Linked DNA regions of Homo sapiens: region 1 is linked to region 2. Evidence: read pairs that join two places in POLR2A ChIA-PET (ENCODE). Cell type or tissue: GM12878. All regions are shown on one strand. Links, peaks and the distances in the headings refer to the core of each region. The heading gives the core; the rest is flanking DNA.

Region 1 (5,376 bases), core at 192-5,191, 1.3 Mb before region 2:
GGTGCCCACCACCACACCCAGCTGATTTTTTATATTTTTAGTGGAGACGGGGTTTCACCATGTTGGCCAGGTTGGTCTTGAACTCCTGACCTCAAGCGATCTGCCCGCCTTGGCCTCCCAAAGTGCTGGGAACAGGTATGAGCCACCCTGCCCAGCCTGGTGTTTTTTTTTTTTTTTTGAGACGGAGTCTCGCTCTGTCGCCCAGGCTGGAGTGCAGTGGCGCTATCTCGGCTCACTGCAAACTCCCCCTCCTGGGTTCACGCCATTCTCCCGCCTCAGCCTCCTGAGTAGCTGGGACTACAGGCACCCGCCACCACGCCTGGCTAATTTTTTTTTTTTATTTTTAGTAGAGACGGGGTTTCACCGTGTTAGCCAGGATGGTCTCCATCTCCTGACCTCGTAATCAGCCTGCCTCGGCCTCCCAAATTGCTGGGATTACAGGCATGAGCCACCGTGCCCTTGGCCTGGTGTTCTTTTAAGCCACTAAATTTGTAGTGATTTGTTACAGAAGCAACAGGAACACACTGGGGAAGCAGGAGAGGCCATTTAAGAAACATGGATGAGGTTGGGCACGGTGGCTCATGCCTGTAATCCCAGAACTTTGGGAGGCTGAGATGGGCGGATCACGAGGTTGGATCAAGACCATCCTGGCTAACATGGTGAAAATCCGTCTCTATTAAAAATACAAAAAATTAGCTGGGCATGGTGGCGGGTGCCTGTAGTCCCAGCTACTCGGGAGGCTGAGGCAGGAGAATGGCGTGAACCCAGGAGGCGGAGCTTGCAGTGAGCCGAGATCGCACCACTGCACCCCAGCCTGGGCGACAGAGCGAGACTCCGTCTCAAAAAAAAAGAAACATGGATGAGCATCAACTATGTACGTCCTAGGTAGGCCCTGTGCTAAGCGCAGGGGCAGGGAGGGACAATGGGGTGGGTCCAGCCCCTTCTATATACTCTGTATGGAGCCCCAAGCTTCACCAGGAAGATACACAGTAAACCAGAAAATAATAATAACAAAAGACACCTGGCTGGGCGCAGTGGCTCGCACCTCTAATCCCGGCACTTTGGGAGGCCGAGGTGGGTGGATCATTTGAGGTCAGGAGTTTGAGACCAGCCTGGCCAACATGGTGAAACCCTGTCTCTACTAAAAATACAAAAAAAAAAAAAAAAAAAAAAAAAAAATGAGCCCAGCGTGGTGGTTCACGCCTGTAATCCCAGCTACTCGGGAGGCCGAGGCATGAGAATCACTTGAACCTAGGAGGCAGAGGATGCAGTGAGCCGAGATTGCACCATTGGGTGACAGAGTGAGACCCTATCTCCAAGAAAAAAAAACAAAAACAAACCTCAGATACTGTTAAGTGCTATAAAGACAAAGCCAAAATGAAACCAAACAACATGAGTTATATGATAGGGTGAGGGGGGGTGCTATGTTAGGGGACATGATCAGGGAGGCCATCTCTACAAAAGAGACATTTGAGCTGAGACAAGAAGGAACAGCCGAGAAAGCTAGGGGGAGAGGTTATTCCAGGCAGAGGGAACAGTGTGTGCCAAGGCTCAGAGGCAGGAAAGAGCTCAGTGTGTCAAGGTACAGCAAGGAGGCCAGGGCAGCTACTGGGTTAATTTGAGGCTGAGGAAACTGACAGGAGTCAACCACATGGTACTGTGAAGGGCCAAATAGAATTTGGGTTTGGGATTTGTTTGCTTGCTTTTGTTTTGAGATGGGGTCTCACTCTGTCACCCAGGCTGGAGTGCGGTGGCAAAATCTCAGCTCGCTGCAACCTCTGCCTCCCAGGCTCAAGCCACCCTCCCACCTTAGCCTCCCAAGTAGTTGGGACCAAAGACACACAACCCCACATCGGGGGTGGGGGGTGGGGTGTGTGTGTGTGTGTGTGTGTGTGTGTGTGTGTGTGTGTGTGTATACAGGGTTTTGCCATGTTGCCCAGGTTGCTCATGAACTGAGCTCAAGCAATCTGCCTAGCTCAGCATCCCAAAGTGCTGGGATTACAGGCATAAGCCACCATGCCTGGCCTGGGTTTGGGTTTTAAGCAGAGAGGGTAAGAGTATGACCTCACTTCCTGAAGGCAGCTTCTGCTACCGCTGTCATCAGCTTCCAGCTGTTCCTCACTTCTCCTTTGTAATCATTATTAGCAAATTTGCAATTCTATGTTTAATAGTTTGTCTCCCAGCCAAACCATGAGTGCCTGGAGGCAACCCCATTTGGCCTAGCAGGTGGTAGCCTCCCAACAAATATTAACTGAATGGATGCATGCATGTTTAGTCAGGTCAAAAACAACAAAAAAGACATACGAATGTGCAACAATCATTAGATACTAAGTGTAAGGGGGAGGGAAGTAGAATTACGCAGAAGAAATGCATAATTATTATGTCTCATACAAATGTGAAAACCTAGTCACAAATGGGAATGATAATACCTACTCTTAATGTGACCGAATGATTTAAATAAGATTGTATACTAAGAAGGGAAACTGGCCAGGTGCGGTGGCTCACGCCTGTAATCCCAGCGCTTTGGGAGGCCAAGGCGGTCAGATCGCCTGAGGCCAGGAGTTCAAGACCAGCCTGGCCAACATGGTGAAATCCCGTCTCTACTAAAAATACAAAAATTAGCCAGGCATGGTGGTGGGCACCTGTAATCCCAGCTACTCGGGAGGCTGAAGCAGGAGAATCATTTGAACCTGGGAGGCAGAGGTTGCAGTGACCCAAGATCATACCACTGCACTCCAGCCTGGGCAGCAGAGCGAGCCTCTGTCTCACAAAATAAAAAAAAAGAGAAACAGAGTCACCAGGGATGAATGACCTGCTAAAGGCATCCCTGAGGAGCCAGGGGAAGCACCGAGGATGGCAGTGATGGAAGCAGGGGTGGGGGGTCCAAGGGGCAAGAAGGCCTCTGTGGGCCCTGGAGAGGGCAGATCTGGAGAGCCGGATTCCTCAGCTCTCCCTACCCGTCTTTCCCCAAAGAAAACGGAAAGGAAGGGACTGGGAAGTGGGGTCTCGTATTCCTCCCTCCTCATGCTGCCACTGGGAGGAGGGAGTGTCCACTCTGCTCCCGTCAGAGGGACACCTCTGGCTTCTGTCCGAGCACCCCTCACCACACCCTCGCTGGGGCTGGGAGGAAGGGGGATCTGATTTTGTGCCTGTGAAAGGAACAAACATGGGGTTCTCTCTCTTCACTCCTGCCTGCCCAGATGGGGAGGACTGCTCTGCTCTTCCAATGGTCAGCCTGGTAGGATGGCTCCCTGTGAGGAAGGGGGTACGACTGGGGTTGCCAGCGCCCCCTGAGGCTGGATGGATTTAACTCAGAGTCAGGGTTAGGGAGCCCTGCCCTCCAGGCCAGTTCTCACAAGCTCGAGAGGTTTTCCTGCCCATCGGTTTGACTCCTGGGGCTGCAGAGAACAGTCACTTTGCCAGCCCCCCACCCCCACCTCCACCCTCATAGACTCACCACCCCACCAGCATACCACGTGGACAGAACCAGAGTGGAGAGGAGGAAGTGGAACAGTAAATGATCACACCAGTTAAAAAAATGAGGAAGTGAAGGATCCACGCGCTGTTTCAGGCAGCCGGTGAAGGAAGCATGAAGGAAAGATCACTCAGGAAGTGCAAGCCGGTAGGCTAGGCCAGCCTCCAGATGGATCTGTGTTCAAATCCTAGCCATGCCGGTTACCAGCACCTCACTTATTATCTCTAGAAAGTTAAAATGACAGGATATGGTGATGGAAAGAATAGGAGGGTCTAAGTGGACCCCAAGCTCAGGTTGAACCAAGGGGAAATGCACACAACCCTATGATGCTGGGCTACATTAACAAATGCATGACATTTAGATCATGGGAGGTAACATCTCTTACACAAGATCACACCCAGAGCACTAGAGTCATTTTTGGAAATCATTTTTTTTAACTTTTAAATGACTGATTTTCTTATTTATAAAACAGGCCAGGTCGGGCACGATGGCTCACGCCTGTAATCCCAGCACTTTGGGAGGCCAAGGCCGGCAGATCACGATGTCAGGAGTTTGAGACCAGCCTGGCCAACATGGTGAAACCCCATCTCTACTAAAAATATAAGAATTAGCCGGGCGTGGTGGTGCACGCCTGTAATCCCAGCTATTCAGGAGGCTGAGGCAGGAGAATTGCTTGAACCCAGGAGGCGGAGGTTGCAGTGAGCTGAGATCATGCCACTGCACTCCAGCCTGGGTAACAGAGCGAGACTCTGTCTCAGAAAAAAATAAAATAAAATAAAATAAAATAAAGCACTGGCAGGGCACAGTGGCTCACCCCTGTAACCCCAGCACTCTGAGAGGCTGAGGCAGGAGGATCACTTGAGCCCAGGAGTTGAAGACCAGCCTGGGCAACACAGTAAGACCTCATCTCTACAAAAAAAAAATAATAATAATAATAATAATAACAACAATAATAATAATGTATTACATCCAAATAGGCCGTGACTTTAAAAATGGCTATCATTGGCCAGGTGCGGTGGCTCATGCCTGTAATCCCAGCACTTTGGGAGGCTGAGGTGGATGGATTACCTGGTCTGGTAGTGCACCTGTGGCCCCAGCTACTTGGGAGGCTGGGGTGGGAGGATTGTTTGAGCCCAGGAGGTTGGGGTTCTGTTGAACTATGATTGCACCACTGCACTCCAGCCTGGGTAACAGAGCAAGAACCTGTCTCTAAAAGTAAAACATGATCATAGAGACAGTTTTGAAAATAGAGAAAACAGGCCAGGTGCAGTGGCTCACGCCTGTAATCCCAGCACTATGGGGAGACCGAGGCGGGCGGACCATTTGAGGTCAGGAGTTCGAGACCAGCCTGGGCAACTTGGTGAAACCCTGTCTTTACTAAAAATATAAAATTAGCCAGGCATGGTGGCAGGTGCCTGTAATACCAGCTACTAAGGCAGGAGAATTGCTTGAACCCAGGAGATGGACATTGCAGTGAGCTGAGATCACACCACTGCACTCCACCCTGGGTGACAGAGCAAGATTCTGTCTCAAAAAAAAAAAAAAAAGAAGAAGAAGAAGAAGAAAAGAAAAAGAAAACATAATCCATGCATAATTACAATACCTGAATTACAGTGGCTCTCAAAGTGCAGTTCCTGGACCAGTAACATCAGCATCACTGGTGAATTTGTGAGAAATTCTCATGTCCCAACCCAGACTTGCTGAATCAGAAACTCCTAGGGTGAGCCCCCCAAGGGATTCTGATGAAGGGCGTTTCCTTCTAGTTATTTCCCCCCCTAAAAGGGCAAGAGTCAGGTCTCTGAGCACAAGTCCCCATGCCAGGGCCTGACACAGAGCAGGATCTCAGCAAGCATCCTTTGAATAAGTGAATGAATGAATGATAGTTCTCACATGAGCAGCTG
Region 2 (5,376 bases), core at 75-5,074:
TGCTTGTCATGAAGTGAGAACAATGAAAAGTCATAGCAGATACTCAGTTTAACTCTGTGTAGAACCTAGTAGTGTTTGAGCTGTTATTCAGATTTGAATTCAGACTGTGTGTTGTTTGCTTATGGACACTGCCTGTCGTTCTGTCACTGTTAAATTAATGAGTCTATAAGGTTTTTCTTCCAGAGGCCATAGGTGACATCACTAAAATTGCAAGATAAATTGTAATCTTTGCTGCTGCTGCACTCCCCAACCTCTCCCCCACCCCCCGTGGTGTGCTGCTTTCTAGATGAGCGTGTTTTGGAGCAGGCCCATCTGGGACACTCTATGCTTTCACCAAGGAAGTGCGATCTGAGCAGCCACAATCCAGCCAAAAGAGGATCGTAGATATTTGCTCTGATCAACTAGATGAAAATATAGCAGAATGGATTTAGCCCACTGCTCTGTTTTATCCAACTGAGTCTCTGACCAGCAATTGGTGCATAATTATTACAGCAAAAGTTAAGAAATGAAACTGTAGCAATTATGTAAATGAATGTGTTGGCCTCTTAATACCTGTTACTAGTGGACTTCCTGTGAGGAAGTTAGTTTTTTGTTTTGATGAAATGCTTTCGTTTTTTAAATCTTAATTCTGCTGTCCACATCCTCCCAAAGTGTGCTTACTTCATTTGTTTAATTTAAATGAACTTTCCTCCTTGTATGTATGAGGTGACTTGGTGGGTGGGGTGGGTGGTTTTTGTTTTTGTGTTTTTTCTTTCTTAGGGCATCTGTAGGCCTCAAAGGACCTTTCCTTTAGGTCATATTCCTCAGAAAGTCTTCAATCTTCCCTTGTTTTTGTTTGTTTGTTTTTCTTAAAGAATATTTTCAAAGCTTAAATTTGTATATTAATTTAGGACTATTTAGAAGTATAGGCTGTCGTTGGCGGCAGCAGTATATTCTGAAATGTCTCATAGATATATATTTTTGAATAAAGATGGTGTTGTTGAACAACATTGTGTGATTTTTTTTTTAAACTACCCTGTTACTGAAAACAGTGCCTTTCTTTGTAAGCAGTGGGTGATTAGTAATCACCAATAGAGAATGTGCTGTCGGCACAGAATCTTGTCCCTTGGGAGTTTTTGTGTCTGTTAGCGGCACATAAATACTCAGCATTTACGTAGTATTTTCTGGTTCTTTCCAGGGGCTTAATTAGCTTTAATTAGGCAGTCCACACAGTACCCATGAGAGGTGCCGCCATAGTTTTACCCTCATTGTACAGAAGTGGGAACTGATGGAGAGAGATTAAATGACTCTTCCCCCATACTTCACAGCCAATCTCTGACAGATTAAAACTTGGAAGTTCTTTGATTTTAGCGCCTTTGTTCACACCAGTAGGCCTCCTGAGAGCGATTTGATTTTGGCAGTACACGGAAAGCCACGCTGAACAGTAAAAAGACGAAAAATGTGAGATAATTGCGAACCCAAGTGGTATGTCTCTTAAAAACAGTCATGGCTTTGCTTTGTCCTTTTCACTTGTACATGGAGTGAAAGCATATTGACTGTGTATTGCTGGTTAAAGCTCTCAAAATAACAAAAATGATTTTGAATTAGGTCCTTTTGAAGCAAGTGATATGTTTGGAAGGATCATAAACCTGTCCACTGGGTAATGGCAGCATCTGCCAGAAGAAGTGGGGTTATCTTATGGTGCAAAAACCTCTGTAGTAGGTGTGGTTCATCAAGACTGCAACCCAGATAAGTCCAGTATTAGGAAAATTGAGACTGCATTACCCAAGTTCTGTTAAAATATGAAAGTTGGATGTTACATGTGAATCTCAAGAGACAAGATCTCCTTCTGTGTCCCCAGATTTCATGGTCTAATTTCTTCACTCCTCCCTATAAATAGTAAGTCCATGATTCTTCTGGTTTAATTAGCACTTCAGGCTACAAAATGACTTTGAGGTCTTCAGAGCTGAAGATGGAGCTACCCAAGAGTCCATGAATCTGTCAAAATGCTTATCCTTTGTGACTAGAGCCATTAACTCTCTGTGTCACCTTCCTGGGCAAGGTATTTTCCTCTCTGGGCCTCAGTTTTTTCTTTCTTTTTTTTTTTTTTTTTTTTTTTTTTCTTTTTGAGACAGGATCTAACTCTTGCCCAGGCTGGTGCAACCTTAGCTCACTGCAGCCTCAATCTCCTCGTCTCAAGCTATCCTCCTATCTCAGCCTCTCAAGGAGCTAGGACTACAGGCATCTACCCACGCCTGGCCAATTTTTTTCTTTTCTTGACTTTTTTTAGAGATAGGGACTCACTATGTTGTCTAGGCTTGTCTCGAATTCTTGGGCTCAAGCAATCCTCCCGCCTTGACCTCCCAAAGTGCTAGGATTGTAGGCATGAGCCACCACAGCCAGCCTCAGCTTTCTTACCTGCAAAATGTAGTATTGGACTAAATTATCTCTAGGTTTTCTGCGAGCCCTAAAAGCTACGATTGTTGTGCTGCATAAGAAGCATATGGGACTGAAGTCTGAGAACTCTGGATGGTATATCCTGGGCACGCAGTACTATTTGTTAGAGAAATGAATAGTATCACCATTGTGCTGTGTATACATAGGAAACCCTGGAGACCATAGTCTAAAGATCGGGGCACAGGAGACAGTGCCACGACCGGGAAGATGGGAGTAAACACAGTAGTTCACTGCACAAAATTCATATTTGGTTTATTTGGGATCTTTAAGAAAAAGCCATTTGCTAGCATGGTTTCCTCTTTTACTTTCTCCTGGAATAATTCATCTGGCTAAAGCTCATCGCTCACTGCTACCTCTGTAGGATTTTCCATTTAAAAATCATGCTTCCACTCTGAGGCACAGATTCAATTAAGAATCCATTCTCCTGTACAGTAGGTTGGGATTCATACAGCTTTATGTAGTGTTGAAAGCCCAGTGTGTTCACTTTTTTTAGACTCAAATAGTTATTTTGCATTAAAAATTCATTTCTACCATTGGTTTGATAAATATTAAAATTAGCAGGCCATTTATCTAGTATTTTTTGTGAATAAGAGGCAGCTGTGATGAGTGAAAACTCATATCTTCTCATCTCCTCTCACTATGATGACCTTGGGCAAGTCACTCAGCCCTTGGGGACCTCAGCTGCTTCTTACAGGAAATGAGTAGGGTTGATTACGTAACCTCTGAAGTCCTGTGACTAGGTTTTCAGAATATTTCTTCCTACTGAGAATCTTAATAAACTCAGTACCTGAATAATGTACTCCATAGATTTTAAAATACTCACTATACAAATTCTTAGGAAAGAAAGTAGTTACCAACATACTTGTTAATAACTGAGATGTTTGTAAAAAGGGCCTAGTGCTTTGGTACAAATTAGGGACTCAGTGGTGGCTGTTACTATGTTAAATAATGAATGCAGGTATTTATAAACACATGTAACAAGATTAAAATAGATGTCTGCTGGAAGGAGTAATAGAGACCACATGGCTAGACCATCTGCAGCATTTACAACAGAGTGGTCAAAAACCTGTCATCCTCAACCCCCCTCACCCACTTTAAGGGTATGAAAAGAGTCAGGAGTTAAGAGGTAAAGGAAGAGGATTTGGGATGAGAATTATTTGAAAAGGGCCATTGGTGTGTTTGGCATCTCCCTAGTGGGAGCAGTGGGTGCCACCTACACTTTATCTCAAGATTAGGGGAAAGGGCCTCCATGGAGCTTAGTATGTGTCCCTGATCTGGTGGATTAAACAGACCCCTGCCTGGAAAAGTCTGAAGGATGAGATGCCAGTGCTGGCTAAGTGTTTGATGACGAAGCAAGGGAGAGGCTGGGTGCAGACTCCACTCCTAGAGTTTGTCAGGGCAGAGCATGCATGTAGAAGAACTGGCCTGCATCCTGGGGTGATAGAGCCTGGGCAAGAGGCCCGGGGTTTCAAGGAGGCGAACTTCAGACTCACAGTGCTGAGGAAGGAGTAGAGCAAAGAGCCAGGGAGAAACCCTCACCCCAAGAGACCCCAGGTGATGGGAGATGAGGATGGGAGACTGGGGGAAGGGAGGGGAGGAACCACTCCAAGGAGCATCTGAGGAGCCCATGGGGGAAGGAAGCTGTTAAACTTTGTTAAACTTTTGCCCAGCAGCGCCCAGTCACCACCACCAGACCTTAAGGACTGTCTCTTGCTGCTGCTTCACTCCCACTGCTGTGTCCCTGGAAGGGTCAGAAACGGTAAACAAGGGAGGCCTCCCTTCCCGGATGCTGGCCTCCCTTCCCAGATGCTGGCCTCTCGCCCCCAGCAGACCCAGAGAGGTCACCTTCACATGATAGGCTATTTTGATTGTAACATGGGCTTGCACATTTACATCTCTGAAATGAGACTGTTTTTACACTTTAAGTGTGACTACAGGAATTTTTTTAAATAAAAATGACTAGAGAAGTTATGGAGGCCTGGGTTTTTCTTTGAGAGTTACAGGATACATTAGCCCCACAAATTGGATTTCAAGGGACATAGGAGACAAAGTTGCTTTGCGATTGCAGTTCCCCAATCCTGCCTGTGTACTATGGTGGTTACACACACATGATTCATTTTAGGACCTTTAATTCTTGGTTCCCCTTTCCATTTTTGTTACTTAAAAAGTTCATTTTCACAACCTCAGTTTGTTCATTAAATTGTGAATTCATAATCCTATGTATATGTGAACATATTTTTCAAAATTGTGGTAAAATACATATAACATAAATTTACTATTTTAGCCGGGCACGATGGCTCACACCTGTAATCCCAGCACTTTGGGAGGCCGAGGAGGGTGGATCACCTGAGGTCAGGAGTTCAAGACCAGCCTGGCCAACATGGTGAAACCCCATCTCTAATAAAAAAAAAACAAAAATATTAGCCAGGCGTGGTGGTGTGTGCCTGTAGTCCCAGCTACTCAGGAGTCTGAGGCAGGAGAATCACTTGAACCTGGGAGACAGAGGTTGCAGTGACCCGAGATCGCGCCACTGCACTCCAGCCTGGGTGACAAGAGTGAAACTCTGTCTCAAAAAAAAAAAAAAAAAAAAAAAAAAAAATATATATATATATATATATATAAAACTATTTTAAAGTGTACAATTCAGTGGCATTTAGCACATCTGTGATGTTGTGCAGCCGTCACCATGATCTAGTTCCAGAACATTCTCATCCCCACAACAGGAAACCCTGTACACATTAAGCAGTTACTCCCATTATCCCCTACTCCCAGGCCCTGGCAACTACTAACCTGCTTTCTCTCCCTGTGAAATTGCCTATTTGTATATTTAATATAAATGGAATCATACAATATATGACCTTTTATGCCTCGCTTTCATTTAGCATAATGTTTTTAGGCTTGGTTCATCTATGTTGTAGCATATATCAGAATTTCATCCCT

Evidence for each region. ChIA-PET counts read pairs that join two places held together with the same protein. Peaks named below come from ENCODE experiments on the same cell type or tissue, not always from the same donor. Only the 100,000 strongest peaks of a DNase experiment are listed, where the experiment ranks them.
Region 1: POLR2A ChIA-PET joins it to region 2 with 5 read pairs; 1 of 35 experiments calls an interaction of 5 or more read pairs at or near these places.

What each region holds. Positions count from the first base shown.
Region 1 is chr20:36,840,005-36,845,380 of GRCh38, forward strand. The region is part of intron 1 of MTCL2 (microtubule crosslinking factor 2); the gene reads right to left. Among named protein-coding and RNA genes, the nearest start is that of MTCL2, 21 kb to the right of the region's middle. RefSeq lists an enhancer at 1,656-1,715. In GM12878, for the core only: a CTCF peak has its summit at 3,305; DNase peaks (open chromatin) are centred at 2,130 and 3,497; H3K27ac peaks cover 3,795 bases.
Region 2 is chr20:38,091,378-38,096,753 of GRCh38, forward strand. It overlaps RPRD1B (regulation of nuclear pre-mRNA domain containing 1B), which reads left to right. Exons shown (of 7, transcript NM_021215.4): 7 at 1-987. Among named protein-coding and RNA genes, the nearest start is that of RPRD1B, 60 kb to the left of the region's middle. RefSeq lists silencers at 1,530-1,824, 4,437-4,496. In GM12878, for the core only: no CTCF peak of the experiment used is centred there; DNase peaks (open chromatin) are centred at 584, 1,104, 3,124 and 4,544; H3K4me3 peaks cover 1,023 bases; H3K27ac peaks cover 5,000 bases.